2 separate regions of the Homo sapiens genome follow, and region 1 is linked to region 2. Evidence: read pairs that join two places in POLR2A ChIA-PET (ENCODE). Cell type or tissue: Caco-2. All regions are shown on one strand. Each heading gives the region's core, and the rest is flanking DNA. Links, peaks and the distances in the headings are about the cores only.

Region 1 (15,406 bases), core at 2,880-10,879, 97 kb after region 2:
CCAGGGACCTCCTTGTCCAGCTCCCGCGTTCCTCAACCTTCTCTCTTTCTGGGACATTTTCTCAGCCTTCTTGTCATCCAGAACTCAATTCAAACGACATCTTCCCAGGTCTATATGAGGAAACCTGCCCTTCCCATTAAACTTTAGACACTGTCTTCTTTGTTTACTACCTGTTTTCCCTTTTCCTGACACACTAGAATGCAATCACCCTGCAAGCAAATTTTCCACTATATCTCCAGTACCTGCTAAAGCAGGTGCTCATACATATTTGCTGAAAGAATTAATTACCAGATGGCAATTGTATATATTTTGTAATATCCTTACTTGGCAGAATTAAAAGCTGCCAATTTTGTGTAAGTCCCCATTTTAAAAAACAGGGCTATTTGTAAGCCCAGGACTATTGTGATAGATGAACTGGCTGCAAGCCCCTTACAACATAGGTGTTATAAGGAAAACAGGAGAAGGGAGAAAGAGGGACAGTGGATGGGTGGAGGGAGAAGTGGAAGGTGGGTGACTGGGTGGATGTGTGGGTAGGTTAGTGGCCAGATGGATGGATGAATGGGTGAGTGGATGAATGGTGGATGGGTGGATGCGTGGGTGGGTGGCTGGATGGGTGAGTGGGTGGATGAATGGGTGGATGGATGGGTGAGTTGGTAGATGGGTGGGTGAGTGGGTGGGTGGATGGGTGGATGAGTGAATGGGTGGGTGGATGGATGGTGGATGGGTGGGTGAGAGTGGATGGTTAGGTGAGTGGGTGGATGGATGGGCAGGTGAGTGGGTGAGTGGGCGGATGGTAGATGGGTGGGTGGATGGGTGGGTGAGTGGGTGGATGGGTGGATGGATGGATGGAGGGTGGGTGGGTGGGCGGATGGGCAGGTGAGTGGGCGGGTAGATGGGTGGTGGATGGGTGGGTGAGTGGGTGGATAGATGGATGGATGGGTGGATGGTTAGATGGGTAGGTGAGTAGGTGGATAGGTGGATAGACGGGTGTATGGATGGGTGAGTGGTTGAATGGGTGGATGGTTGGACGGGTGGGTGAGTGGGTGGATGGGTGGATGGATGGTGGATGGGTGGGTGAGTGGGTGGATGGGTGGGTGAGTGGGTGGATGGGTGGGTGAATGGATGAGCGGGTAGTGGGTGATTGGGTGAATGAATGAGTGTCTGGCTGAGTGAGTGAGAGGATGGGTACCTCTGGGAAGGTAAATCCAAGTTGCAGTGTAAGTTGAGCCAGGGGAGGTGGCCACAGTTGGCTCCCTTAGGCCGCCCACCTCGTGGGGTCACCAAGGGGTTACTTCGGGGCAGAAAGGTGCGGCTGTGGGTCGCCCCGCCCGGGTTTCCAGCAGCAGCACCCCAGCCCCCACCCAGCACACAGGCACCCCTCCCGCCCGGGCCCCAGACGCGCTCAGGCCGCCCCCTGAGGGCGCCCGTTCTCAGGTGAGCTCCCGGACTAGCGCGCATGCGCACAGGTGAGTGCCCGCCCCGCCCCCGGGCTTGGCCACCTGCCCAAGAAACTTGTTGGTTGTTGCCCTCAGGTCGCTCCCGGGCGGGGACACGGAACCCGGCCATGGAAGATCCGTCGGGGGCTCGCGAGCCCCGGGCCCGGCCGAGAGAGCGGGACCCGGGACGGCGCCCCCACCCAGACCAAGGCCGCACCCACGATCGACCGCGGGACCGACCCGGGGACCCGCGCAGGAAGCGAAGCAGCGACGGGAACCGGCGAAGGGACGGGGACCGGGACCCGGAGAGAGACCAGGAGAGGGACGGGAACCGCGACCGGAACCGGGACCGGGAGAGGGAGAGAGAGAGGGAAAGAGACCCGGACCGAGGCCCCCGCCGGGACACACACAGGGACGCGGGCCCTCGCGCAGGTGAACACGGAGTTTGGGAAAAACCGCGCCAAAGCCGGACGCGGGACGGAGCCCGGGGACTGACCTGGGACGCAGCCGCGCCTCCTGGGCCCGCGCCCTGGGAAGCCCCGGAGCCGCCGCAGCCGCAGAGGAAGGGAGACCCCGGGCGCCGCAGACCCGAAAGGTGAGAGGGGCCGGGGCGCTGCGACCTCCGCGCCGGGGACACCTGTGGCCCAGGCCGGCCCGCGAGGCCCTGGCGTCCCCGGGTTCTCGTCCTAGGAGCCCGTTTAAATGAACAAATGCCGTTTCTCCCTTCTGCGCTCTCAGAGGCGACCTGGCAGGGAAGGAAAACTTTAGGGTTCCCCCTTCTCGTGGCCTGAACCCAACTAACAAAGCAAAAACCACCCCTGTGAGCAGTGGCTGGGCTGGAGGACCTGGAGAAGAGAAAGAGAGGCCCCGGGACCCGAGAGGGAGGGGTGGGAGGAGACCAGGCGGGTGGGGTTCACCCCAGGCTCCTCCCCGGCCCGGCCCGCATGGTCACAGGACTGCGCCTTGGGGTTCAGACCCTTGTCCCGTGTTCCAGAGCCAGCCCTTCCCGACTCCAAAGTCCCCTTCCTTGTGGCCGGGCCGCCCACTTGGGAAGCCCGATGAAGAGTTAATAGTTTAATGTGTTACCCCTCCCAGGAATAGGTGCCTTCAGAAACAGGTGGGCCGGCGCGGTGGCTCATGCCTGTAATCCCAACACTTTGGGAGGCCGAGGCGGGCGGATCACCTGAGGCCAGGAGTTCGAGACCAGCCTGGCCAACATGGTGAAACCCCGTCTTTACTAAAAATACAAAAACTTAGCCAGGCGTGATGGCAGATGCCTGTAATCCCAGCTACTTGGGAGGCTGAGGAGGGAGAATCGCTTGAACCCGGGAGGCGGAGGTTGCAGTGAGCCGAGATCGCACCACTGCACTCCAGCCTGGGCGACAAAGCGAGACTCCGTCTCAAAAAAAAAAAAAAAAGTCAGATGGGAGACGCTACATTTTTAACCAAAGAACAAAGTCTACGTAAAATTCTCCCACTGAAGGGTACAGGTTTGTTTTCCCTTTTGCCAGTGAGGTCTCTCTAGGCAGCGTCATTCGAATCCCACGGCTGCTTGAGACCGCACCCTCCTAATGAAAAAACTTTGCCATCTCTGCCTTGCACAGAATTCCCATAGGCCCCTTGTAAGGAGAAAGGTTCAGGGTGTACTGGAAGACTCTGTGAGCTAGGGGAGGGTGGGGGGGGAAGGGAAGACAAGAGGGGACCTGGTCCCCACACCGCCTCCTAGGGACCTGGTGTTTTTTCCATCCATTGAATACCCAGATAATGTGCCCCACACGGTGAACTGTGAGCAGATGGGATATCTCCCCTGCCAGCTCCAACAGGAGACAGGTCCGAGGTGACGACTGCTTCTGGTTTTTGACACCTGGCCTCTCCTCTAGGGAGGAGTCAGGCTCCCCTCTCCCAGGGACTTGGAGGCTGAGTCCAGTCTGTCTCCCTGCTATGTCCACACAGCGGGAGAGCTCCTATCCTGAGTTTATGTTACATTATCTAAAACTAACTAGCATAACAAAGGGTGCGCCCAGATACAGTCAAAGCTTCGCCCAGGGAAACAGCTGTTGTTTCCCTGACTAAAGCCCATTGCACTTGCAACTGCAGGACCTGGGAGAATTCAGAGCTGCATTTTTAGGTTTCTTTAAAAACCACTGTCCGAGCCGGACGCGGTGGCTCACACCTGTAATCCCAGAACTTTGGGAGGCCGAAGCGGGCAGATCATTGGAGGTAAGGAGTTCGAGACCAGCCTGGCCAACACTGCGAAACCCCATCTCTACTAAACATACAAAAAAATTAGCAGAGCGCGGTGGCGCACGCCTGTAATCTCAGCTACTCGGGAGGCTGAGGTGGGAGGACTGCTTGAACCTGGGAGGCGGAGGTTGCAGTGAGCTGAGATCTCGACACTGCACTCCAGCCTGGGTGACAGAGTGAGACTCCATCTCAAAACAAAAAAAAAAAAAGGAAGACTGAGGAGGAAGAGGAAAGGTGTCCCAAGGAGAAGAATAGCTTCTGTAGTAACCCAGAGGCATGGAAAAGCAGTCATCTTTTGAGGGGAAGGGGGTAGTTCAGTATGGCTGGGTCTGCGAGCATGAGGTTGTGAGTGTAGAGAGATGAACAGGGGCCTCCTGTGCATGCTAAAAGTTTGAAAAATTTCAAACCTAAGAGAGACATGATGTTCTAGAAAGACTGTGGGAGCCTGGCAAGTAGAATGCAGCCCCCTGTTGAATCTTGGACAAAGCCCAGGATGTGCTGCATAAAGCAAGGAGAGAAGGGACAGAAAATGCTAGGGCTGCCAGAGGAGGAAATGATGTGATGATGTCAAAATCCGTGGTCTGCAGCTCCCATGCTCCTGGAGAGTTATTGCTGACTCAACACTTTCCAAAGTAACAAAGGGAGGAAGAGAATGCCTGCCTGGGCATCAGAGTCATGTGAATGCAAACTGGTTTTGAAGAGGCCTGGTGCATGCTGAACTGAGAACTTGCACTCACAGGAAGGCAGCTCGCAGCTACCTGGTGAGACAGCTCCCAGGGGCAGACAAACCATCAGCGGTACCAATCACAGCATCTGTCACGTGGTTAGTGGAGCTGGGCCAAGTATTTGGATGTCCCGTGGGGCCACTAAACCAGAGAATTCTCTGGAGTTTAAAATACCGGGACAAATTCTATTTCTGTTCTGCTAATATTTGGGCCCAGCACGAGGAGTCAAGAGTTCTAATCCTGAACGCTATTGAATGAGACACCCCCTAATGACCATGTATGCTTTTTGGTTATAGTGAACCCCCTTCGGAGAGATATCTGCCCTCGACCCCCAGGCCTGGACGAGAGGAGGTGGAATATTACCAGTCAGAGGCGGAAGGACTCCTGGAATGCCACAAATGCAAATACTTGTGCACTGGGAGAGGTGAGCCGTTTTGCAGGCTGTTTGATCATTTACTGTCACTGGTGGTTCTGGAAGGGATGGTCTGAGCTGGTGAAGCAAAAATTTAAGCAGATTCCCTTGTGGGTTCCTAGCATTTTCATTTCTGTACTTGTGAGGTTCTTGTTTTCTTAAAAAAAAAAAAAAAAAAAAAGGAGGAACGTCTCAAAAGTGCTGCTAGATTTCCTGTGCTTCTCCTTAAACATGCCCTGGGTTTGCAAAGGCAAGCAGCCATGTTTGCAGCTTTCAGACTCCAGGTGGAAGTGCAGAGGCCTGTAGGTGGAACTGGCTATGAGCTGCCAGCTGTCAGAGGAGGGATCTTCTGGCGAGGCAGCTGAATTAACAGAGAGGGAAAGTCACCTGGCGTGGGCAGCCAAGTTGCAGCACCTGTTCTCCTTGAAGATCTGACGCCCAACATTTGATCAATGGCTTTTAAACTTTATTGACTGAGGCCAGGCACAGTGGCTCATGCCTGTAATCTCAGCACTTTGGAAGGCCCAGGAGGGAGGATCACTTGAGCCCAGGAGTTTGAGACCAACTTGGGCAACATAGCAATACCCCATCTCTAGTTTAAAAAAAAAAAAAAAAGGGAAAAAGGCTGGCGTAGTGGCTTACGCCTGTAATCCCAGCACTCTGGGAGGTCAAGGTGGGTGGATCACTTGAGGTCAGGGGTTCGAGACCAGCCTGGCCAACGTGGTGAGGAGGAGAATTGCTTGAACCTGGGAGGAGGAGGTTGCAGTGAGCAGAGATCACGTCACTGCACTCCAGCCTGGGTGACAGAGTAAGACTCCATCTCAAAAATATTAAAAATTTAAAAAATTTTTAAAATAATAAGGCCAGGCACGATGGCTCACGCCTGTAATCCCAGCACTTTGGGAGGCCAAGGTGGGTGGATCACCTGAGGTCGGGAGTTCAAGACCAGCCTGACTAACATGGAGAAACCCTGTCTCTACTAAAAATATAAAATTAGCCGGGGTGGTGGCTCATGCCTGTAATCCCAGCTACTTAGGAGGCTAAGGCAGGAGAATCGCTTGAACCCGGGAGGCGGAGGTTGCAGTGAGCCAAGATTTCGCCATTGCACTCTAGCCTGGGCAACAAGAGCGAAACTACGTCTTAAAAAAAAAAACAAAAATAATAAAATATATGTATATATATATATACACACACATAATATATTCACAAGGTTGTTACGTATATACATTTTTTACATTAAGACCGAGTTCACACACACACAGAAACAAAAATGTTGTGAAACCATACTGACCCTATTATATACCAAATATTCTGATATTTTCTATCCCGTTCATTAAGAACAAAATCATTTTTTAAAAACCATAGTTATTTAGGACCCACAGTCTGAAAAACACTTCCAGCCTATCATGTATCCACCCCAAATGTGGCGTCCCCAGGTTCCCATTCTAGCGGTCTTGGCCTTGCCAGCAATGAAGAAAATCTGGTTTGTCTGGGTGAGAGCTTATAGTTCACATGATTTGGTGAGAAATAGTTCTTGGTTTACTATGACTAAGGGAGAAAACGTTCCAGCCTAAGGGAGAGAACTTATGGAGCTCATACCTGAAAATGTAATCTCAGGATAATTCCAAAGATGCATATGATTATAGGATTATAGGAACTTTGAGGAAAGTGCTCTAGGCAATGCAGGTACAAGGATCATTACTCTAGTTGCAGATATTGGCACAACCTCACAGCCTGTAATTCTGTCAGCAGCTCCTGAGCTTCAGAGAAGTACAGTAAGATATCCAGAGGACTGTGTTCTTAATGAGAGAAAAAAACAAAAGTTATGAAGATACAAATAAAGTTCAGGAAAAAATATAATATTCACAGTGATTTTTTTAAATTGGTTGTATTACAGGCAATTGTTACATTGCATGTTTTCTTAACTCTACATTTTCTTTTTTTGTTGTTGTTATAAGTAAGTATAACTGTCTTTTTTTTTTTGAGAGTCTTGCTCTGTAGCCCAGGCTGGAGTGCAGTGGCATGATCTCGGCTCACTGCAACCTCTGCCTCCCGGGTGCCAGTTGAAGCAATTCTCCTGCCTCAGCCTCCCGAGTGGCTGGGAGGTAGCGCGTGCCACCATGCCCAGCTAATTGTTGTATTTTTAGTAGAGACAGGGTTTTACCATGTTGGCCAGGCCGGTCTTGAACTCCTGACCTCGTGATCTGCCCGCCTTGGCCTCCCAAAGTGCTAGGATTACAGGCATGAGCCACCACGCCTGGCCATATAACTTTCATAAATAAAATGGTGACAGAGTGAGACCCTGTCTGTAAAAAAAAGAAAGAAAACAATAATGTTGTTTGCATTCTGGGGGAAAATTATACAGTGTAAAGATCGCACTTGAGAGAGCATCATCATTTCATTTAGACAATGTGTAGCTGTGGTTTCATGAATAGACCAACTGGAACCAGGCATTAAATCTGGTTATCAAACATCAGGCAGGATGTTGACAGGCCGACGTTGGCAGCATGTACAATTTCCAGCTCAGCAGCACCCAGCTTATATGATGTTGAGCAAAAGAAACCACACACACAAAAGGACATAACCGTATTATTCCATTAACATGATATTCTAGAAAAGGCAGAACTAGTTTCTAACCTTCTTTCCTTTCATACAACACAAGGCAGAACTAGTTTCTAATGAGAGAGGGCTGATCAGTGGTTTGCTGACAAGGAAAGTGAGGGATTGACTGCAAAGCGTCACTAAGGAAATTTCTAGGCTAATGAGAATGTTCTGTGTCTTGATTATGGTTACATGGTACATAAATTTGTCAAAACGCATCAAGCTGTAAGCTTAATGTGGGTCATTTTGTTGCATATAAGTTATATTTCACTAACGTTGATTTTAAGGAAAGCAGCCAGTTTTCTTTGTCCAAGATAAAGAAGCCAAGGGACCGGGAAGAATCCAGCTCTGGGAAAATATCACAGCCCAGATACACTCTTTAGGGAACTAAATAAAACAGCATTAAACTTTAAGACATACTTATAAGTTAAAGTCTAAGAACAATAAAACAACTTTTTAATTCAGTAAGCATTAAGGGTTTAATTAACTTAATTTTTCCTATTTCTTTTTTTTTTTATTTTTTATTTATTTATTTATCTTTTTTTTGAGGCAGAGCCTCACTCTGTCACCCAGGCTGGGGTACAGTGGTGCAATCTCAGCTCACTGCAAACTCCGCCTCCTGGGTTCAAGCGATTCTTCCACCTCAGCCTCCTGAGGAGCTGAGATTACAGGCATGCACCACCACACCTGGCTAATTTTTGTATTTTTAGTAGAGACAGGGTTTCACCATGTTGGCCAGGCTGGTCTAGAACTCGTGACCGCAGGTGATCTGCCTGCCTCGGCCTCCCAAAATGCTGGGATTACAGGCGTGAGCCACCGCGCCTGGCCAATTTTTCTTATTTCTAATACACGAACCACAGTTAACATTTTGATGTATAACTTCCACGCTTTTTTTCTGAATTATTATATTGTTTAAGCTCTGTGATTTTCTTCAAACTTGGAGAACTCTCCCCTTACAAATTGTATTCACCACAGAACATATATAAAGAGGAGATAACGACCAGTGCAGTGGCTCACGCCTGTAATCCCAGCACTTTGGGAGGCCAAGGCAGGAGGATCGCCTGAAGCAAGGAATTTGAGACCAGCCTAGGCAACACAGCAAGACCTTTATCACGAGAAAATACAAAAATTAGCCAGGCCCAGGTTCATGCATTTGTAGTCCCAGCTATGTGGGAGGCTGAGGCAGGATGATTGCTTGAGCCTGGGAGGTCAAGGCTATAGTGAGCTGTGATTGTGCCACTGTACTCCAGCCTAGGTGACAGAGACCTTGTCTCAAAAAAGAAGAGACAACTTGTTTAGTTTTTTGTGTTGTTGTTTGTGTTTGCTTTTGTTTTTTGAGACGGAGTGTCGCCCAGGCTAGAATGCAGTGGCGCGATCTCAGTTCACTGTAACCTCCACCTCTCGGGTTCAAGTGATTCTCCTACCTCAGCCTCCCAAGTAGCTGGGACTACAGGTGCTTACCACCATGCCTGGCTAATTTTTGTATTTTTTAGTAAAGACAGGGTACCACCATGTTGGCCAGGCTGGTCTCAAACTCCTGACCTCAAATGATCCACCTGCCTTGGCCTCCCAAAGTGCTGGGATTACAGGCGTGAGCCACCATACCCAGTCTTTTTTTTTTTTTTTTTTTTAAATTAGAGATGGGGTATCACTATGTTGCCCAGGTTAGTCTCAAACTCCTGGGCTCAAGCAGCCCTCCCACCTTGGCTTCCCAATGTGCTGGGATTACAGGCGTGAGCCACCTCGCCCGGCCTTGTTTCATCTTTCTGGTGGTGGGAGGTGGAATGTTCTTGCCCTTCCATCCAGGATGGCTTTGTTCCTGCTCACTGGCCTGATCTCTCCCATCATCCTCCTGCCGCTCTCTCAGGGCACACCGCTTTGCTCTTTTGAGAGTCACCCCTCTGAGTCCATAGTATTTCTGGCACCATTTCTGGAGACCACAGTTCCCTACTGCCCCCTAGTTTTAATCGCGCTGCTTTGGCCTCGGGTCTTCCACAGGGCCAGAAGCCTTCAGGGGTCTGAGCCCTGCGCGGAAGGTGGGCCTCAGGTGGAAGAGTCTCCTGGTGCCAAACAGCATCACTCAAAAATGGTAACACCCTTTTTTTGCAGCCTGCTGCCAAATGCTGGAGGTTCTCCTGAACTTGCTGATCCTGGCCTGCAGCTCTGTGTCTTACAGTTCCACAGGGGGCTACACGGGCATCACCAGCTTGGGGGGCATTTACTACTATCAGTTCGGAGGGGCTTACAGTGGCTTTGATGGTGCTGACGGGGAGAAGGCCCAGCAACTGGATGTCCAGTTCTACCAGCTAAAGCTGCCCATGGTCACTGTGGCAATGGCCTGTAGTGGAGCCCTCACAGCCCTCTGCTGCCTCTTCGTTGCCATGGGTGTCCTGCGGGTCCCGTGGCATTGTCCACTGTTGCTGGTGACCGAAGGCTTGTTGGACATGCTCATCGCGGGGGGGTACATCCCGGCCTTGTACTTCTACTTCCACTACCTCTCTGCTGCCTATGGCTCTCCTGTGTGTAAAGAGAGGCAGGCGCTGTACCAAAGCAAAGGCTACAGCGGTTTCGGCTGCAGTTTCCACGGAGCAGATATAGGAGCTGGAATCTTTGCTGCCCTGGGCATTGTGGTCTTTGCCCTGGGGGCTGTCCTGGCCATAAAGGGCTACCGAAAAGTTAGGAAGCTAAAAGAGAAGCCAGCAGAAATGTTTGAATTTTAAGGGTTTCTAAAACGCTCTGACAGATGCAAGTGGTGGTGGAAGGTAGTCTGAGCCACTGCCTTTCCCAAGAATCCCTTGTTGTGGAAGTTTCCAGTGCTGGAAAAGCAGCGAGCCAGCGTTGGTGTGGTGGGCGGAGCTCCCAGTCGCATGGAGCGGTGTTCATGGATGCAACAGACCCTGGCTTCTGGAGTCCTCTGTGAGTGAGGGACCAATCAAAATTATTTTTCAAAAAGCAAAAAAATGGCCGGCCTCGGCGGCTCACACCTGTAACCCCAGCACTTTGGGAGGCTGAGGTGGGTGGATCACTTGAGGTCAGGAGCTCGAGACCAGCTTGGCCAACATGGTGAGCCCCCGTCTCTACTAAAATACAAAAAAATTAGCCAGGCGTGGTGGCGGGCGCCTGTAATCCCAGCTACTTGGGAGGCTGAGGCAGGAGAATCGCTTGAATCTGGGAGGCGGAGATTGCAGTGAGCCGAGATCCCGCCACTGCACTCCAGCCCAGGTGACAGAGCGAGACTCCATCTCAAAAAAAAAAAAAAGCAAAAAAACTGGACCCCAAGAGCCACAAGGAAAAAGCATGTACTACAACAGAGTGCACCTCTTCATTCAGTAAAGGGAGGTCACCAAGAGAATTTGATGAACCTTACCTTCAAAGTTCCTGGGCACAGTGGCTCACACCTGTAATCCCAGAGCTTTGGGAGGCTGAGGTAGGAGGATTGCTTGAACCCAGGAGTTCAAGTTTGCAGTGCGCTATGATTGTCCCACTACACTCTAGCCTGAGCAACAGACCAAGACCGTATTGCCAAAATACCAAAAAAAAAAAAAGTTCATGGAGAGCCACATAGACATGAGACCACACTTCAGCCTGAATTTTTCTAAAACACAGTTGTCTCAAGCAGATTACTCCACACGTTTTTCCACACTGAACTCTCCAGTCCTTCCACTTCCTTAATTCTGCAAATGGAGGGGGTGGGGACTCTTGGGAAACTACTCCTGTAAAATTGAAGTTGGAGGTAGGCGTGGGCTGAGGAAAGAGGAATCAGATTAATTCTCTGGGTTGCAAAGAGGCTATTCTGCAAGCCCCTTACAGTGGCCCTGAAAGCTCAATAAGTGTTTTGTACCTCTTGTAAATGTGCCATTGTGTGAAGCATTAAACCCAACATCTAGAATTCAGGATTCATCCAGAATAAAAGGATGTAAAATCTTTCCCAACAGAAGAGTGTTACTTTTGGTCAGACAACTTCATGGGTTCTTACTGCACATTAAATTATGACTTATGGAACATTGCAATATATTCTCGGTCCTTAAGTTATGACTTATGGAACATTACAATATATTCTCGGTCCAAGTGAGTAAGTTCTTTGCTTTATGTGAATCCAATAAAAAATCCAAAGAATTTTAATTTGGAGTTGATGTCCTCTTTACAATACATTTATAATATTCTCTTAAATACAGACAATTTTTCACATTTAAAAGGTGAGTTCCATTTGAGTTTAGAAAAGGAAATATATATATACATGCTTGTATATGATTGGAAAATTTCTTGAAGAATAACATCAGAAAGTATTAAGTTTTGCTTTTGAAGAGAAGGGGACTTTTCATTTATACATGGCTTGACTGCACATGTATTAATTTTAGAAAAATAAAAAGTAAAAAAGTTGACTTGCTCTCCTCAGTTTTTTTCAGGACCACATTTAAAGTTCAAAGGCAGGTATGGATATATAGTTAAGCAGATTATTAAATGATCAGCCACAAAAACAGCCTCACCCAGAAAGACTTTTTTTATTTTTTTATTTCTTATTTTTGAGACAGGATCTGGCTCTGTCACCCAGGCTGGAGTGCAGTGGTGGGATCTCAGCTTACTGCAACCTCTGCCTCCCAGGCTTAAGCTGTCCTCCCACCTTAGCCTCCCGAGTCACTGGAACTACAGGCCCGTGCCACTGTGCCTGGCTAATTTGTTTATTTTTAGTAGAGATGGGGTTTCACCATGTTGCCCAGGCTCATCTCGAACTCCTGGGCTCAAGTGATCCACCCACCTCAGCCTCCCAAAGTGCTGGGATTATAGGCGTGAGCCACCACGCCAGACCCAGAAAGACGTTATTTACAACAAAGATCTCATGTCGTTTCAGGATCTCTGCTTCCCTCTACCAAACCCTCTGCTGTCTTTCCGGAGACGTGTCCCATCCCACCATAGAGATAAACTGCTAGCTCTGCTCGCCACCCTTTTCCCCTTCCCCTGCCCCATGTGTCTTTCTGCACTAAAAGCATGCTTGGAAATACTTGAGCCTGCCTTGATATTGATAGCTAAGCCAGGCCAACCCTGGCTGGAACCTGGGATAATATTCCCTGGCCATATTCCTTCAACAGTCCGAATATCATTGGACCCAGCAGAAGACCATTATTCCTGTCAGTTGGCGCAGTCAACAGGTGATTGACAAGATCTAGATTTATTCCATTGTAGCCTAACAGATAGATGCTGCCTGGGTTTTGAATCCGTCCCAGAGGAATTTCAGTATTTTCAGTATAGTATTTCTGTTTTCCTTCAGGGGGCGAAATATTAACGTCCATGAAGAAGGAAAACCAAGGGAGAGAAAGGTGTAGGGTCCACTAACCCCCATGAATTAAAATGATGTCTGGGTCAATTCACTTGCTCTGCTGTAGGGAGAGTGTAAACCAGCAGCTTACTGTGCCGGAGTGATGAGTGGGCAGTTTTAGTCTGACGTTATTTTCAGTTTTAAATTAGAGGAATGTAACTTCTCAACTATCAGAGCCCTCAACTACTATGTCCCTGTGGACCGCTAGGAATTTGTGTGGGCCCAGCAGGAGATAGGATTAGCAAGCTGAGTAGCTGTTGCCTAAGTACTTTAGAGTCTTTCACTGCCCTGATTATAAACATCATGGTACCCCCTAGTGTGTTAGAGGGTTGTCCTGATTTCTGGGAAACCACACTCTTCTTAAATTTATCCCATTCTTTATTATGTTTCTCACCAATCCCCTTCCATTTTGGAAACATTACTGAGTAGCGTCACTATCCATTTGTACATTATTTTATTTTTAGAGTATTTTCACATACTTGCTTTTTTGTTGTTGTTGTTAACTTCCCACAGTATCACACGGTTGCTTTCATTTGAGCCTCCCCACATCCCTGTGGGTGAAGATTGGCAGACTTAGCTTCATTTGTCATATTGTCTGAGGCTTAGAAGGACTGAATGGCTTGGCCAAGATGACAAGGCAGTAAAAAGCGGGGACTTGAACCTGGTGGTCCTGCTCTCGGTTCATTTGTATTTCTCTTCATGCTCATCCCTGAACACCACGGGAATGGCAGGAGACCCTCTCCCAGAAGGACACCTAAGAAGGATTTGGGGCCTCTGTCAGTAACAAATAAAAGCTGACCTCGGACAAGAAGATCTTCAGTCTGTTGGCCTGTTGGCTTCCTCTGCCTCGTGCCATTTGTGGGTTCCTTTCAGTCCAAATATCTATCAGTAAGGTCCTGGTTGAATAGACAAATCCATCCATACAATGAAGTCGAAGGCCACTTAACAAAATGTGGCTCCTCTTGTAGGAACTGATCTGAAAACATCTGGAAGATACAGTAAATGAAAAAATCAAGATGCAGAACAGTGTACATGGTACACTTACTTTTGTGGAAAAATGCAGGGAAGGGAATGAAATGCAGATTTAAATGTGCTTTTTATTTGCATAAAGGAACACTGGACAATTATATTGAAACCAATGAAAGCGGTTGGCAACATTGAAGAGACGGTATGAGTGAAATTTCTCAGTTTATATCTTATGTCATTTCAATTTTTTAGAAACTTTTCGTTTTGAAATATAGATTTGCAAGAAGTCACAAAAACAGTGCAGAGTACTCCTGTGTATCCTTAACCCAGTTTTCTCCAATGATAATATACTGCATAACTAGTACAATATCAAGACCAGGAAAGTCACAATCTACAGAGCTCATTTAGGTTTCCCCCTTTTACCTGCACACATATGTATGTGTTTGTAGTTCTAAGCCGTTTTATCTCATGTGTAGATTTGTGTGAGCAGCACCATGATGCAATCCAGAACTGTTCCCTCACCCTGGACATCCCTGTGCTAAGTCTTCATAGTCACATCCATCTTCTTCCTTCCTCCCCCATCCCTACTCATTCCTGTCCCCTGTTGATCACCAATCTGGGCTTCTCTATAATTTTGTCCTTTTGAGACTGTTACATACATGAAATCACACGGTATGTAACTTTTTCAGACTGGTTCTTTTTTTTTTTTTTTTTTTTTTTTTTTTGAGACAGAGTTTCACTCTTGTCGCCCAGGCTAGAATACAATGGCGCAATCTCGGCTCATTGCAACCTCTGCCTTCCGGGTTCAAGTAATTCTCATGCCTCAGCCTTCCAAGTGGGTGGGATTACAGGCGCCTGCCACCACACCTGGCTAATTTTGTATTTTTAGTAGAGCTGGGGTTTCACCACGTTGTCCAGGCTGGTCATGAACTCCTGACCTCAGGTGATCTGCCCGCCTCGGCCTCCCAAAGTGCTGGGATTACAGGCATGAGCCATTGCGCCCAGCCAAGACTGGTTCTTTTTCACTCATCATAATTCCCTTGAGATTCATTCAAGTCATTGCATGTATCAGGATTTCATTCCTTTTTTTTTTTTTTTTTTGAGATGGAGTCTCGCTTTGTCACCCAGACTGGAGTGCAGTGGCATGATCTCGGCTCACTGAAACCTCTGCCTCCTGGGTTCAAGCAATTCTCCTGCCTCAGCCTCCAGAGTAGCTGGAACTACAGGCACGTGCTGCCACACCCGGCTAATTTTTGTATTTTTAGTAGAGATGGGGTTTCACCATGTTGGTCAGGCTGGTCTCCAACTCCTGACCTCAAGTGATCTGCCCGCCTCAGCCTCCCAAAGTGCTGAGATTACAGGCGTGAGCCACTGCACCCAGCCTAGGAGTTCATCCCTTTTTATCGCTGAGTAGGGTAGTCCATGGTATGGGTGTACCCGTTTGTGTAACCAGAGTCACCCACTGAAGGACACTGGGGTTGTTTCCAATATTTGGCTATTATAAATAAAGCTACAATGAATATTTATGTCCACGTCTTTGTTTTCAGAGTGGTAATTTGATTTTTCAAACATAGATTGAAAACAAAACAAAAACAAAAAGCAAATTAAATATACTGATGTTGAGGCTGGGTGAGGTGGCTTACGCCTGTAATCTCAGGACTTTGGGAGGCCAAGGCAGGTGGATCACTTGAGGTCAGGAGTTTGAGAC
Region 2 (14,855 bases), core at 6,856-14,855:
TTCAAGGGAGCAACAAAAAAGCAAGAACCAGTGAAAAACTTAAAACTGTGTTCGTTTTTTCCCTAATCTATTCTAGTCCAACTTATTCTCCCACTGTTGAAACAAATATTTCTAACACAGATAAGGGACATCGTATTGCTGGGGGATTCCCTACACAGATGTCCACCACCAGGGCCCAGCTCAAGGAAGCAAGTTCTACTGAAAGCAATTACCCATTTGATAATAGGATTTACAGCAACCAAGATTTCCTTCCTGGCTTGCAGACACTTCTTCCGAAGGCGCTGGCTCCCTGTGATGCTAAGATCCAGTCTCTATAGACTTCAGAAACTTAGCCAAACTACAAAGCCCTCCAGAATCTATTCTCTAAACTCAGCCACTTAGCCAGTGACCTACTCAGGCCAGACACTGGCTTTGGTAAGCAAAACAGGGCTGGTGACCAATGTAGGGAGTGACATGTTCCTCAACAGTTTCAGGCCTGGACATCTGCATTGCAGGCTGATGCTTAGCGTAAAAAAATGAGGAATGCTAGAGCCCCCATAAGAAAAGAAACTCAAGGAAGCATCACTGTCCTTTCAGTGTCACTAGGGACAGAAAAGATATGTAGGTAAGTGTGGAAGTGAAGAAACTGCAATCTCATTTGGAGTGATGGTCAGGGTAAGGTAGCAGGAGTAGGTAGTATAACCAGCAGAAAGATCCTTTTGACCCCTGAGAAAATCAGAGTCTAGGTCAGTAGCTGACCCCAGGTCTCTTCACCACTCAGGTGGGTCCCCAGACAGTAAAGATGGTAAACTTCCAAGGGCAAAGATGAGATCAGCGACTCCGCTGAATAGTGGTCCCCAGGAGACAATTGTCTAAATCACTTCAAGTACACACAGCCTTTTGTACGGATTTTAAACTTGGGATTCCTTGGCATTGCACATGATTTTGTGTTTGTATATGAGCAATTGTACATTTTTCTACAGAGGTCTATATCTGTTATCAGATTTTGGAGACTCAAAAAGAAAAAGATTAGATCTCTTACTTGACTGCACGATCCAATATGGTTGCACTAGCACGTTTCAGGTGGACAGTGGCTACTGTATAGTGCAGATATGGAACATTTCCATCATCACAGAGACTGTTATTGGACAGTGCTGCCTTAGAGACGTGGGCTGCAGGACTTCCACAAGAAGGCCTGGATATCAGACACCAGCATTCAAATTTCTTCCCAGTGCTGTGGAATGTGGTAGACCCTTGGAAGTCCAGTATCTGAACATGCTGGTCACCACCGTATACTAGTGACCAGAGGATGCCTTTCTTCAGCTGCTTGGCATTCTGCCAGCATGAATTCCTAGCACGGGAAAGATGGCAGGTGATCTGAATTACTTGGGGTTATGGTGTATTTGAGTGACCTCACTATATTTGGGAAGGCGCTGGAAAAACACGAAAAGAATGTTAGAAAGGGCTGGAATAAAACTACAGGAGTCCCCTCTTTATCCACGGTTTTGTTTCCCAGTTTTAACTACTCATCATCAACCACGATTTGAAAATATTAAATGGGAAAATTACAGAAATAAACAGTTCATTTATTACATACTATTCTGAGTAGCATGATGAAGCCTTGTGCCATCTCGCTGTGTCGTGCCAGCACCTGAATCATCTCTTTGTGCATAAAAGCAAAACTACCGACTGCCCAGTTCTAGTGCTTCCAGTTACACCTCTGCCCAAAGTCCTTCACTGGAGGAAGAGAAATTTCTCTTCTCTCTGCCAGAGAGAAACAGGAAGGGAGGAAGAGCCACACAATTGAAATCAAGTCAAGGCAAGCACCACAGGTTCTTGTCATTTGTGCTTAGCGGACTTAGCTGATGGAAATCGGCAAAGATCATCCCAAAGCTCACACAACTCCCTGCCTGCTCTCTCTCTCTTCCAAGGTCTGGAAAAGGAAGTGGCAGCTGAGTTGCGGGGGTGGGTGGCGGTGGGAAGGTATTATTATTCAACCACTTTTTAACTCTTATATTGTCATATTATTGTGTTAGGAGCTTCATACGCATTAATCCTAACATTCACAACAATACTGTAAAATAGATATTGTTACCCTTATTTAACACCGATGATATTCTAGGGCTCAAAGAGGTGGTATGACTTGCCCGGCAAGATCTTGGACTTGAAAGTCTGAGGCTTCCATTCTCCACCACAATTTACGTTTATTCACGGGCATCCATTGTTTCAGACTCATGACAACCGTGTAAAGTAGCACGGAGTAGGTAAGTGATTTGCCCAAGGGCACACAGCAAGGGAGAGGTTGTAATCTTTAATGATAATTTGTTTCTTTTTTTCTTAAAGGGGACTTTTTTTTCTCCTGTACCACCAAGCCAGTACATCTATGTCCTCCCAGAAAATATTTATTACCTCTTGTAGCAAGGGTGAAGATATTGAATACAACACAGAGGCTGAGAAATGTTACCTCCCTAGACCCAGGGTGGAGTGAGCAGGCAGGTGTAATGCAAGAAATAACTTTCACATTTTCTCCTTGGAGATAAGAACAAGGTCTAAAAATCAGGTTTGAGATTTTGTAGCCTTTCGGCTTGTAAGTGTCATGAAATTTCCCTATCAGCCTCATCTACTAGCTCCCTGGGTCTCTCTCTCTCTCTTTCTCTTTTTCCCCACCTCCCCACTCTGCCCATAGGGAGTTGACCTTCACAGTTGCCTTTCAGTAGTCAACATGCCAGGATGCCTCCAGTCTGGGGGAAAATGCTTCCTCATTTGCTTCTCCCAGCCCACCTCAAGCAGTCTCCCCACCCCTTGAGTCTCAGCAGTGTTAAAGCTGTTACTTTCACAGCTTCCTGGGAGCGAGTGCTTTCTCAAGCCCGTCTTGCAAGGTGGGTCCTTTTTTGTTTTTGGCAGAAGGGAGGGACAGTGAAATGTGCTCTGAGTAGGGACGGTTATGCAAAAGCAAGTAGGAGGAGGAAGCCAAGAGGGGAGTTGGTGAGTCAGAGGAGAAAAGCGCATGGCCCGGCTAGCAGTGAGCCTCTCAAAAGCAGCAGGGAAGCCCAAGCCACAAGGTAAGAAGAGAATTTCTGTGTACGACTCCAATGCAGAGCCATTACCCAGAGCTGCTGGAGCAAGAGTATCAGATAACCTCTGGCAGCTAAGCTAGAGATTACAGTGGCGAAGGCGGTTTGCGCAGAGGGGATAAATCAGATCACCTGGGGAATTTTCTGGGTAAAATAAAACACAAGCTGCTTACCAGCAGCCCCCAAGCCCCACTAGCTCTATCCCTAAATGGGTCCAAAAGAGCCCAGAGAGCAGATCAGGCTGTTCTGATGTATATTTTGTAGATGGTCCCCTGGTGCCAACTGACTCGTTCAGATCCTGGCTTTGGAGCTCAAATTTCTGTACTTCCTGCAGCTTCTCCTCTGTTTTCTGCTGGGGAGTGGAAGACAGGAGGTGCAAGGAGCTGTAGGTTTTCTCTAGCTCAGGAGAGGGACAGTGTGATCATTGAAAATTCTCAGCCCTGGGATCCCCAAAACCTGGGTTCTGATCCAGAAAAGGCTATTTATACCGGATGAGCCAGTCAATTAAAGTTTAGTTTATTTATTCTGAAAAATGAAGAAATGTCTCATCACTGTCTAAAATATCTAACCGATCAGTATCATAATTGCAGCTAAAAGGGCTTTAAAAATGTGGAACACCACGCACATGTGCAATATGATTAAGTTATGGTGCCAACATATCAGCTATGGTAGAAGATACGTCTATCTTGCATGGCCTTGGACAAGTATGAAACTTCTAATTGGAATTGAAATACTTTTCTATGTGTAAAATAAATGTAATATTGTCGATGAAAAGAGTCAGACTCTGTGACATATTTGAAGAGATTTATTCTGAGCCAAATATGAGTGACCATGGCCGGTGACACAGCCCTCAGGAGGTCCTGAGAACATGTGTCTAAGGTGGTCGGGGTGCAGCTTGGTTTTATACACTTTAGGGAGACATGAGACTTCAATCAAATACATTTAAGAAATACATCTAGCCAGGCGCGATGGCTCGCGCCTGTAATCCCAGCACTTTGGGAAGCTGAGGCAGGTGGATCACCTGAGGCCAGGAGTTCAAGACCAGCCCGGCCAACATGGCGAAACCCTGTCTGTACTAAAAATACCAAAAAAATTAGCTGGGCATGGTGGCAGGCACCTGTAATCCCAGCTACTCAGGAGGCTGAGGCAGGAGAATCGCTTGAAACCGGGAGGCTGCAGTGAGCCGAGATCCTGCCATTGCACTCTAGCCTGGGCAACAAGAGCAAAACTCCATCTCAAAAAAGAAAAAAGAAAAGAAAAAAGTACGGGTCTGTCGCCCAGGCTGGAGTGCAGTGGTGCGATCTCGGCTCACTGCAACTGAGAGGAAGCCTTCAGATAGCAGGCTTCAGAGAGAATAGGTTGTAAAATGTTTCTTATCAGACTTAAGGTCTGTGTTGGTGTTAATGCTGGAGAGGTATGATGAGGCATGTTAGATCCCCACTTCTTGTCATGGCCTGAAACAGTCTCTCAGGTTAAATTTTAAAAAGACCCCTGGCTGGGCACAGTGGCTCATGGGTGTAATCACAGCACTATTAGGAGACTGAGGTCACTTGAGGTCAGGAGTTCGAGACCTGCCTGGCCAACATGGCAAAACCATGTCTGTACTAAAAATACAAAAAATTAGCCAGGTCACTCGGGAGGCTGAGGCAGGAGAAGCGCTTGAACCTGAGGAGTCGAGGTTGCAGTGAGCTGAGATCGTGCCACTGCACTCCAGCCTGGACAACAGAGCAAGACTTCATTTCAAAAAAAAAAAAAAAAAAAAGAGTCCTGGCTGAGGAGGAAGTCCTTTCAGATGGTTGGGGGGCCTTAGAATTTTATTTTTGGTTTATAATATCTTGCTCAATCTTCCTTTCTGGGTCTCATATAGTAAAAAAAAAAACACTGTACAAATATATGTTCACTTGTCATTTGTTGAAAGATGTTCCTTGAGCACCTACTATGTGCCATGCACTGTCCTTGGCACTAGTGACACAGCCCTGGCGGGACCCAGGTCCAATCCTCCTGACACTGTCTAGGAAGAGTTTGTTATATGGACACCCTTTACCCAGGTGCCTAGCTTCAGAGGTTTTCCAGGTCTTCAGGCTGCTTGTGAGGATGCCAGTTTCCCCAATCCAACCCCATTCTCTCTCTCTTTGCTCAAGGTATCTTCTGCTGTATCTAATTTCTACTTGTAAGGGGCATAATCTCATGGGAAGTGTAAGTTAGGAATGCATCCAGTGGCTGGAACCCAGACTTCTTAAATTAGTATCTATCTGGTTTTTTTCCCCCTCAGAATTTCCCATTTTGTCTCTACGAGGCTACATGGTACCGATTTGGGGGACATCTATAATTCAGCCCACTCTAATCAGCTGCTGCTTGAGGTCACCCATCTGGCACCTTCGTGGTTCCTGTGCCAAACATAGATTCTCCCTTCTCACCACCCTTTGGTGGCGTTTTCAAGTTCCTAAGGTTCTCTTGACTCCTCAGAAATGGCTGTCCTTTGTGTTTTAAGATGATACCGTTCACCCATCGTTGGGGCAACATTTTTTTAAATTAATTTTTTGGGGTGGTGATGATGGAATGTGCTGAGTTTGGGTTTTTTGTTTTGTTTTTGTTTTTTGTTTTTTTTTTTTTGCTTTTGCTTTGTTAGCCTAGTAACTGAGCTGATTCAAGCAAGGTAGCCTATCACCCAGCAATGAGGCTTTTATTTTTTAAATGTTTTCTAAAACTAATTTTCATACAGGAAGAGAAAAATAATTTCCCTCCTGGTTTTAATTAATGCATGCTTGGTATAGTAACTGTTTTTTGGACCAAGGGTTACTGTGCCATACTGCATCTAACCCATGCCTCTGACTTTATTAGTAGCTTGGTCCAAGTAACTGAGACGGCATGGGTAATGTGCTCACTGTTCCATGCAATCACCTAAATTTTAGTCACTGATGCTGAAGAGTGTCCGTGTGCATTTCAGAAAAGGATACTTATGTTTCATTCTCTTGAAGGAGCTCCTTTAGTTTTCTGCTTTCTAGCAATTACTGTGCCTCTTCCCATGCTCATCTATTTTTTTTTTTTTTTTTTTTTTTTTTTTTTTGAGACCAAGTTTCGCTCTGTTGACCAGGCTGGAGTGCAGCGGTGTGATCTTGATCAGGAGATCAAGCCCACACTCATCTATTTACTCACTTACTCATTTATTTAGCAAGTGTTTAATGAGCCGAGCCCTGATCATTTGTAGAATTGTTATGTACGTGTAAGTAAGATAAGATACAGCCTTTCCCTTAAGCTATAGTGGCCCAGAGAAAAGAGAGGCACCCATACAGGCTTTTACTGTCAAAAGGGATGGCTGCTAACAGAAGGTCTGGGAAACAAATTAATCTCAAGAGGGGGCTGGGCGCGGTGCTTCACACCTGTGATCCCAGCACTTTGGCAGGCCGAGGCGGGAGAATCACCTGAGGTCAGGGGTTCGAGACCAGCCTGACCAACATGGCGAATCCCCATTTCCACTAGAAATACAAAAATTAGCTGGGCGTGGCTGTAATCCCAGCTCCTGGGGAGGCTGAGGCAGGAGAATCGCTTGAATCTAGGAGGCAGAGGTTGCGGTGAGCTGAGATCATGCCACTGCACTCCAGCCTGGGCGACAGAGCAAGACTCTGTCTAAAAAATAAAATTAAAAAAAAAAAGTCTCAGGAGAAAGAGACAGAACTTCTTTCAGGGAGAAGGCAGGCTCTCCCTTTCAGGGAGAAGGCAGGTTAGATTCTTGAAGGAATAGTAGCTGTCCTGCAAAAATCTCAGGGCTTTTAAATAACAGGGCAAGTTTGGAAGAACTGAAAGTCGGGAGCCTAAGGCACTAAAACAGAAGGGAGTGACAGGAAATCAAGACCAGGCCATGAAGGACCCCAGGTGCGAGGTGTGGGGATGTTTATTTAATCCCATATACACTGGAAATTTATTGAAGGATTTTTAAGCAGGAAGTTGATAGACTTATGCTTTAAAAAGATATTTTGGCCAGGTGCGGTGGCTCACACCTGTAATCCCAGCACTTTGGGAGGCCAAGGCTGGAAGGTGGCTTGAGGTCAGGAGTTTGACACCAGCCTGGGCAATATAGTGAGGGCCAGTCTCTAGTAAAAAATGAAAAAATTATCTGGGTGTGATTGGACACACCTGTGATCCCAGCTACTGGGGAGGCTGAGACAGGAGGATCGAAAATCACTTGAGCCCAGGAGTTCAAGGCTGCAGTGAGCTATGATCATGCCACTGTACTCCACCCTGGGCAACAGAGTGAGACCCCCGACTCTAAAAAAGGAAAAAAAAGATTTTGGGCCAGGCGTGGTGGCTCACACCTGTAATCCCAGCACTTTGGGAGGCCGAGGCAGGTGGATCACTTGAGGTTAGGAGTTTGAGACCAGCCTGGCCAACATGGCGAAACCCTGTCTCTACTAAAAACACAAAAATTAGCTGGGCACGGTGGTGGGCACCTGTAATCCCAGCCACCTGGGAGGCTGAGGCACAGGAATCACTTGAACCCAGGAGGCAGAAGTTGCAGTGAGCTGAGATCACTGACAGAGTGAGACTCTGTCCCAAAAGAATAAATAGTAATTTAAAAAAAATGAAAAAGGTAGTTTTTGGCAGCAGTGGGTCATGGGGAGATGCTGAGAGACAGAAGAGAAAGGTCGATGTCAAAGGCCACCCTAGACACAAACAGCTGGGAATTCTGGCAATGGGAGAGTGGGATTCGAGGACACTATTGAAGAGTCTCCTTCCATGAAGCGCCCTGGTGACTCGCATCACCTCGCTTCTGCCAGGGCCCAGGAGCATCTGCCTCTGCTGCTCATTACAGTCTTCAGAAATGAGTTTTGCCCAAGACACATCCTAAAGTATCCCCTGGCTCTCTGGTCAGCCCATTGTGTGTCGTCTAGATCCAGATGTGTCTTGGGGCTCAGTGACAAGGGATGGGACTTGCTTCACAAAAGCTACGCTTTCTACCCAGGGCAAGTGCTCACAGAAAGAAAAAGAAGTCAGAGGATTTCCATGGGAGTTCCTGAGAACCGTGGACAACTAACACCTGGGAACAACTGGGGGCAGTTAGGAGGCCCAGCTCCAGCTTGGGGAGGAAACGGGCTTCAGGCCAGCAGCAGTTGGCAGGCAAGGAGGGTCCAGAGTCACCAAGCCCCGCACAGGACACAGAACTGGCCCCAAGCAGGATGGAGGGAGGGAGGGTGTCACTTTGAAAGGTCTATTCTCCTAATCCCTAGGAAATGTTAGCTTTTTCCTAATTATAAGCCCTGCTTATAAAATTCTATCACCATTTCCTTATAACTGTATACAGGATAAGTTCTTCTCATTTTCCTCTCTTTTTGGTTTTGCTCCATTGCTTCCTATTTTTGTTCCAAACTTTTTCTCATACTCACATTGCCCTTAGGAGAAGCTCTTTTGCTAAAGTCACCTCTTCAGTCTTTGCGGGGAGGGAGGACATCCTTGGGCCAAGATCAGTAATAGCTTAGTTTCTAATCATTTTCCTCTTGCACTCAAGTTTTAAGAACTAGCAGCACATCTTAGCTGGTCCTGTTGTTTTTTTTTTTTTTTTTGAGATGGAGTCTCGCTCTGTCGCCCAGGCTGGAGTGCAGTGGCGCGATCTCGGCTCACTGCAAGCTCTGCCTCCTGGGTTCACGCCGTTCTCCTGCTTCAGCCTCCCGAGTAGCTGGGACTATAGGTGCCCGCCACCACGCCTGGCTAATTTTTTGTATTTTTAGTAGAGACGGGGTTTCACCGTGTTAGCCAGGATGGTCTCGATCTCCTGACCTCGTGATCCACCCACCTTGGCCTCCCAAAGTGCTGGGATTACAGACGTGAGCCACCATGCCCGGCCTAGCTGGTCCTGTTCTAATCTGCAGGGCTAAGACTACAGGGCAGGAATTACCAGTCATTGACATTTTCTGCCGTACAGCAAGTGATTTTCAGCCATGATGATGAGATGATCCTCATTGGATCTTTTTGGCACATCCAGAGGAAAAGCACTGTTATTATGAATGGAAGATAAGGGGTTTTTCTGCTATTGCCACCCAAGGTTTGGCTTGAGTCATTACATACTTCCCAGAAGGTTCAGGGGACTTCCAAGGAAAACCCACGAGCTGGCAAAGCATGCTTTCCCTTCAGGAAGAAAGCTATAAATGCCAAGAGTCTCCTTTGTGGCTACCCAATTTCTCTCCTAAAATCTACTCTCACAGGTCTCTGGAGCCCTGGACGTAGAGAATAGTTTCTGATCAGTATGAAGGCTACCTTCATACATGTGTGATCTTACATACATGTGTGACGGTGTGTGAACATAAAGGTCATCACTGAAGCACTTGAAATGGCAAAAGATTGGAAACAACTCATAAGCCCATCCATCAATGAGGAAACTGATTAAATAAACTGTGGTTAATCCATATAATACTTCTTCGAAGCAACAATGAATGAGGAACTACTTTACGAACTGCCCTGGAATGCTCCCTAAGACATATTGACAACTAAAAATAAAGGGCAGCACAGAACAGATAACTTGAAATTTTTTTTTGATTTTTTTTTGCATTTTAAAGAGGAAAAAAATTAAGAACACATACACATTTGAATGTTCTTGTGTACACATAAAGCAACTGAAAAGACACATTAAAAATGAACTCAGGCCAGGCACAGTGGCTCATGCCTATATAATCCCAGCACTTTGGGAGGCTGAGGCGGGCAGACAACTTGAGGTCAGGAGTTCGAGACCAGCCTGGCTAACATGGTGAAACCTCGTTTCTACTAAAAATACAAAAATTAGCCGGGCGTGGTGGTGTGCGCCTGTAGTCTCACCTACTCAGGGGGCTGAGGCAGGAGAATCACTTGAACCCGGGAGGCAGAGGTTTCAGTCAACCGAGATCGCGCCAGTGTGTACTGCAGCCTGGGCAACAGAGCAAGACTCTGTCTCAAAAAAAAAAAAAAACAAAAAAAAAAACGTAGTTGCTATGTGCGGCAAGTTGAGAAATGGGCAGGTGAGGTCAGGTGCTGGAAGTAGACTTTTCACTGTACATTGATGACAAAACACCAGCTAGCAGATAAATAGCAGCTGTCAGTACGTAAAAAAGAGGGGACTGATTTGTCAGCTAGTAAAATTCTTAGGTTTTCTTTCCTCTGGAAAAATACTATGACCCCTTTAAAGATATGTCATTACCCATGTTTACAAATAGCTCTAGAAGTTTCCTAATTTCTGACTACAGGCCTCCCTCACAGGCACAAGCGCTTGTCATAAGATTTCCCCTCCAGGCTGGGCATGGGGGCTCACACTTGTAATCCCTGCATTTTTGGGAGGCTGAGGCAGGCGGATCACAAGGTCAGGAGATCAAGACCATCCCAGTCAACATGGTGAAGCCCCATCTCTACTAAAATACAAAAAATTAGCTGAGCCTGGTGGCACGTGCCTATAGTCCCAGCTACTCAGGAGGCTGAGGCAGGGGAATCACTTGAACCTGGGAGGAGGAGGTTGCAGTGAGCTGAGATCAGGCCACTGCACTTCAGCCTGGTGACAGAGCAAGACCCCATCTCAAAAAAAAAAAAAAAAAGATTTCCCCTCCCCAGTGACATATGTTAAAAGCCTGGGGTGTGTCAGGCTGGCTGCAGGCTGGCAGGCACTCCTTTCCCTCCTGCATACAGAATCTGAGAAAACGCTTGTTTTAAATTCTGAGTCTGTAGAAACTTTTCAAAATAATTTGAATCATGTGACTATTACCTATTAAAAACTTTTTAGGCTGAGCACGGTGGCTCATGCCTGTAATCCTAGCACTTTGGGAGGCTGAGGCAGGAAGATTGTTTGAGGCCAAGAGTTCAAGATCTGACTGGGCAACATTTCTTTCTTTTTTTTTTTTTTTTTTTCTTTTTTGAGATGGAGTTTTGCTCTTGTTGCCCAGGCTAGAGTGCAATGGCACAATCTCGGCTCACTGCAATCTCTGCCTTTCTGATTCAAGTGATTCTCCTACCTCAGCCTCCCACGTAGCTGGGATTACAGGCACCAGCCAACACGTCCAGCTAATTTTTGTATTTTTAGCAGAGGCAGGCATTCACCATGTTGGCCAGGCTGGTCTCAAACTCCTGACCTCATATGATCCACCCGCCTCGGCCTCCAAAAGTGTTGGGACTACAGGCATGAGCCACTGTGCTCAGCCATGAGCAACATTTCAAGACCTTGTCTCTGCAAAAATAAATAAATAAATAATAAAAACTTTTTAAATAATTGGTATAAGACCTGCCACCACAAAAACAGCTGACCCCCAAATCCAGCCCCACTTACCATCTGGAAATCTAGCCTCTATTTTTTACTAAAGCTGGAAGGGAGAATTTCTTGTGTACATGGTGATATACAAATGAACACCTTACTACTACTATGAATATTTTACAATGTGCAATAGCTATTCTCTCTCCCAATAGTTATTTATGTCAGAAGGTCACCCAGAATGACAAAGTCATGTGGGAAGGAGGTTAAAATATCCTTTGGAATAACATTCTAGCATACCACTGGGAACCGTGGTCCTTTCACACGAAGCAAGCCCTGATTGCAAAATGTTGCCATCAGTCAGTATGAGACAGTACGAATCACAAAGTGAGACCCTTTCTCTAGATATTTACTGTCTATCAACTGGAAAACCATCTTAATATACTTATTTTTTGTTTTATTTTGTTATATTTGTGGGTTTTTTTGGAGATGGAGTCTCAGCCTTTCACCCAGGCTGGAGTGCAGTGGCGCGATCTCGGCTTACTACAACCTCTGTCTCCCAGGTTCAGACGATTCCCCTGCCTCAGCCTCCCAAGTAGCTGGGACTATAGGCGTGTGCCAACACACTCAGCTAATTTTTGCATTTTTAGTAGAGACAGGGTTTTGCCATGTTGGCCAGGCTGGTCTCAAATTCCTGACCTCAAGTGATCTGCCCAGCTCAGTCTCCCAAAGTGCTGGGATTACAGGCATGAGCCACTGCACCTGGCCTTAATATACTTATTTTGTTGGACCAAGATACTTTACTATCACCTACAAAAAACATTTTGAAAATAAATATCTAAATTCTTGATGGGATGGCACTCCCTAGGGTTGTGTGATACACACTTGCCCAACTGCACTGAGCTGCCTTGAGTAGGTTGTCCCACGTAATCAAGTATGCCTCAAGCAGCAGTGTGGGAGTCATGGGCCACAAGTGTCCCCAGTGAGAGTGATACAGTTCTGAGATCTGTAGCACTTAGGTTGGCTTGCCACACTTTCTTAGAGTTGGCAGGTAAGGAGACACTAATAGCTCAAATAACTCTAATTCAGCTCAAATAGATTCAGATAGTTTATTACCTACACAGATACAAGGTCGACATTGGATCAACTCCCCATGGCCTTGGTCCCATGGGATGACACCAAATCAGAAGGATTTGCTATCTAGGGCAAGGTGAGAAATGGGCAGGTGAGGTCAGGTGCTAGACGTAGACTTTTCACTCTACACTGATGGCAAAACACCAGCTAGCAGATAAATAGATGACAGGCACCATGAGCACCTGGCTCTGCCTTTGAGGAGACAATTCCAACTAAAGCCAAGCAGTTGCACAGCCTGCAGCCCTATCTTTTGAGGGACTGGAGTGGAAAGTCCTGTGCTTAACTGCAGTGAGGGAGGGAGATGAGACACAGTCTTGGTTGCAGTCTCCCTTATGATGGAGGGATGGCTAAGCAGTGGCTTCGAGGCAGTTCTTCACTAGGTAGCTTATCTCCCTCTGTCTCTGCAGGAATCACAAGCCATTCCTCCAAGACTTGAGTCAGACTGAGGTGACGCCTCCCCTGGGTGGCCTGTCTGAAGACATCCTTGTCATCAGGGCACCATGATGGAGACATTTCCTTATGTTGATTAAATATGGTTGAGTTCAGATATTTTTGGTAAACCAATGGGCAACGTGGCTTGGTTTAGAAAGACCAGGAAGGAGGAATTAAAGACCCTGAAGGAGAACATATCAACACACTAAGTGTAAGGGACAGGAAATGATTTGGAGAAGGACTGGTGCCATTGTTGGCACGAATCCTCTGGCTTTCCATGTTGCTCCTTGGTAGGGGGTCAGAGAGCAGGTGGCTTTGGCCAGAAGGGGAATAGAAGGCAAACAATAAAACAGCAGCCCAACTCCACCCTTTCTGTTTGTTCCTTAAAGGTCTTCCACTTCAGCACAATGCTACTGCCTAAAAAAATGAAGCTCCTGCTGTTTCTGGTTTCCCAGATGGCCATCTTGGCTCTATTCTTCCACATGTACAGCCACAACATCAGCTCCCTGTCTATGAAGGCACAGCCCGAGCGCATGCACGTGCTGGTTCTGTCTTCCTGGCGCTCTGGCTCTTCTTTTGTGGGGCAGCTTTTTGGGCAGCACCCAGATGTTTTCTACCTGATGGAGCCCGCCTGGCACGTGTGGATGACCTTCAAGCAGAGCACCGCCTGGATGCTGCACATGGCTGTGCGGGATCTGATACGGGCCGTCTTCTTGTGCGACATGAGCGTCTTTGATGCCTACATGGAACCTGGTCCCCGGAGACAGTCCAGCCTCTTTCAGTGGGAGAACAGCCGGGCCCTGTGTTCTGCACCTGCCTGTGACATCATCCCACAAGATGAAATCATCCCCCGGGCTCACTGCAGGCTCCTGTGCAGTCAACAGCCCTTTGAGGTGGTGGAGAAGGCCTGCCGCTCCTACAGCCACGTGGTGCTCAAGGAGGTGCGCTTCTTCAACCTGCAGTCCCTCTACCCGCTGCTGAAAGACCCCTCCCTCAACCTGCATATCGTGCACCTGGTCCGGGACCCCCGGGCCGTGTTCCGTTCCCGAGAACGCACAAAGGGAGATCTCATGATTGACAGTCGCATTGTGATGGGGCAGCATGAGCAAAAACTCAAGAAGGAGGACCAACCCTACTATGTGATGCAGGTCATCTGCCAAAGCCAGCTGGAGATCTACAAGACCATCCAGTCCTTGCCCAAGGCCCTGCAGGAACGCTACCTGCTTGTGCGCTATGAGGACCTGGCTCGAGCCCCTGTGGCCCAGACTTCCCGAATGTATGAATTCGTGGGATTGGAATTCTTGCCCCATCTTCAGACCTGGGTGCATAACATCACCCGAGGCAAGGGCATGGGTGACCACGCTTTCCACACAAATGCCAGGGATGCCCTTAATGTCTCCCAGGCTTGGCGCTGGTCTTTGCCCTATGAAAAGGTTTCTCGACTTCAGAAAGCCTGTGGCGATGCCATGAATTTGCTGGGCTACCGCCACGTCAGATCTGAACAAGAACAGAGAAACCTGTTGCTGGATCTTCTGTCTACCTGGACTGTCCCTGAGCAAATCCACTAAGAGGGTTGAGAAGGCTTTGCTGCCACCTGGTGTCAGCCTCAGTCACTTTCTCTGAATGCTTCTGAGCCTTGCCTACATCTCTGAGCCTTAACTACATGTCTGTGGGTATCACACTGAGTGTGAGTTGTGTCCACACGTGCTCAAGCAGAAGGACTTTTGTGTCCATGCTTGTGTCTAGAAAACAGACTGGGGAACCTTATGTGAGCAGCACATCCCACCAGTGAAACAGGGTATTGCTCTTCTTCTTTTCTTGATCTTCCTGTCTGGGCAGACTTCAGAGACTTTGTGGCCTGGAGGCCTATTAAGCACGACACAGTATCAGTGGAATTGATCCATAAACCTCCCTGTCCACATCTTGCCCAATGGGGAATGGATCTTTCACCAAAGAGCTCACCAGCATTTTCCACAGAGATGCAAATTCTGAGCCCTTGGAGTTCCCAGTGGATTCAAGGAAGGAAGTGGGAACAAGGT

What was found. ChIA-PET counts read pairs that join two places held together with the same protein. Peaks named below come from ENCODE experiments on the same cell type or tissue, not always from the same donor. Only the 100,000 strongest peaks of a DNase experiment are listed, where the experiment ranks them.
Region 1: POLR2A ChIA-PET joins it to region 2 with 12 read pairs; 3 of 35 experiments call an interaction of 5 or more read pairs at or near these places.

The regions. Positions count from the first base shown.
Region 1 is chr16:71,624,666-71,640,071 of GRCh38, forward strand. It overlaps MARVELD3 (MARVEL domain containing 3), which reads left to right and starts at 1,519. Exons shown (of 3, transcript NM_052858.6): 1 at 1,519-2,031; 2 at 4,702-4,829; 3 at 9,528-11,800. The coding sequence starts at 1,565. The coding sequence ends at 10,138. LOC124903711 (a long non-coding RNA gene) reads right to left here. Exons shown (of 2, transcript XR_007065108.1): 2 at 13,170-13,718. RefSeq lists a silencer at 2,340-2,389 and an enhancer at 12,819-13,370. In Caco-2, for the core only: no CTCF peak of the experiment used is centred there; a DNase peak (open chromatin) is centred at 6,275; H3K4me3 peaks cover 204 bases.
Region 2 is chr16:71,523,455-71,538,309 of GRCh38, forward strand. It overlaps CHST4 (carbohydrate sulfotransferase 4), which reads left to right and starts at 2,972. Exons shown (of 2, transcript NM_001166395.2): 1 at 2,972-3,041; 2 at 13,206-14,855. The coding sequence starts at 13,224. The coding sequence ends at 14,384. RefSeq lists an enhancer at 2,605-3,215 and silencers at 14,232-14,526, 14,375-14,444. In Caco-2, for the core only: a CTCF peak has its summit at 14,429 (motif pointing left); a DNase peak (open chromatin) is centred at 14,407.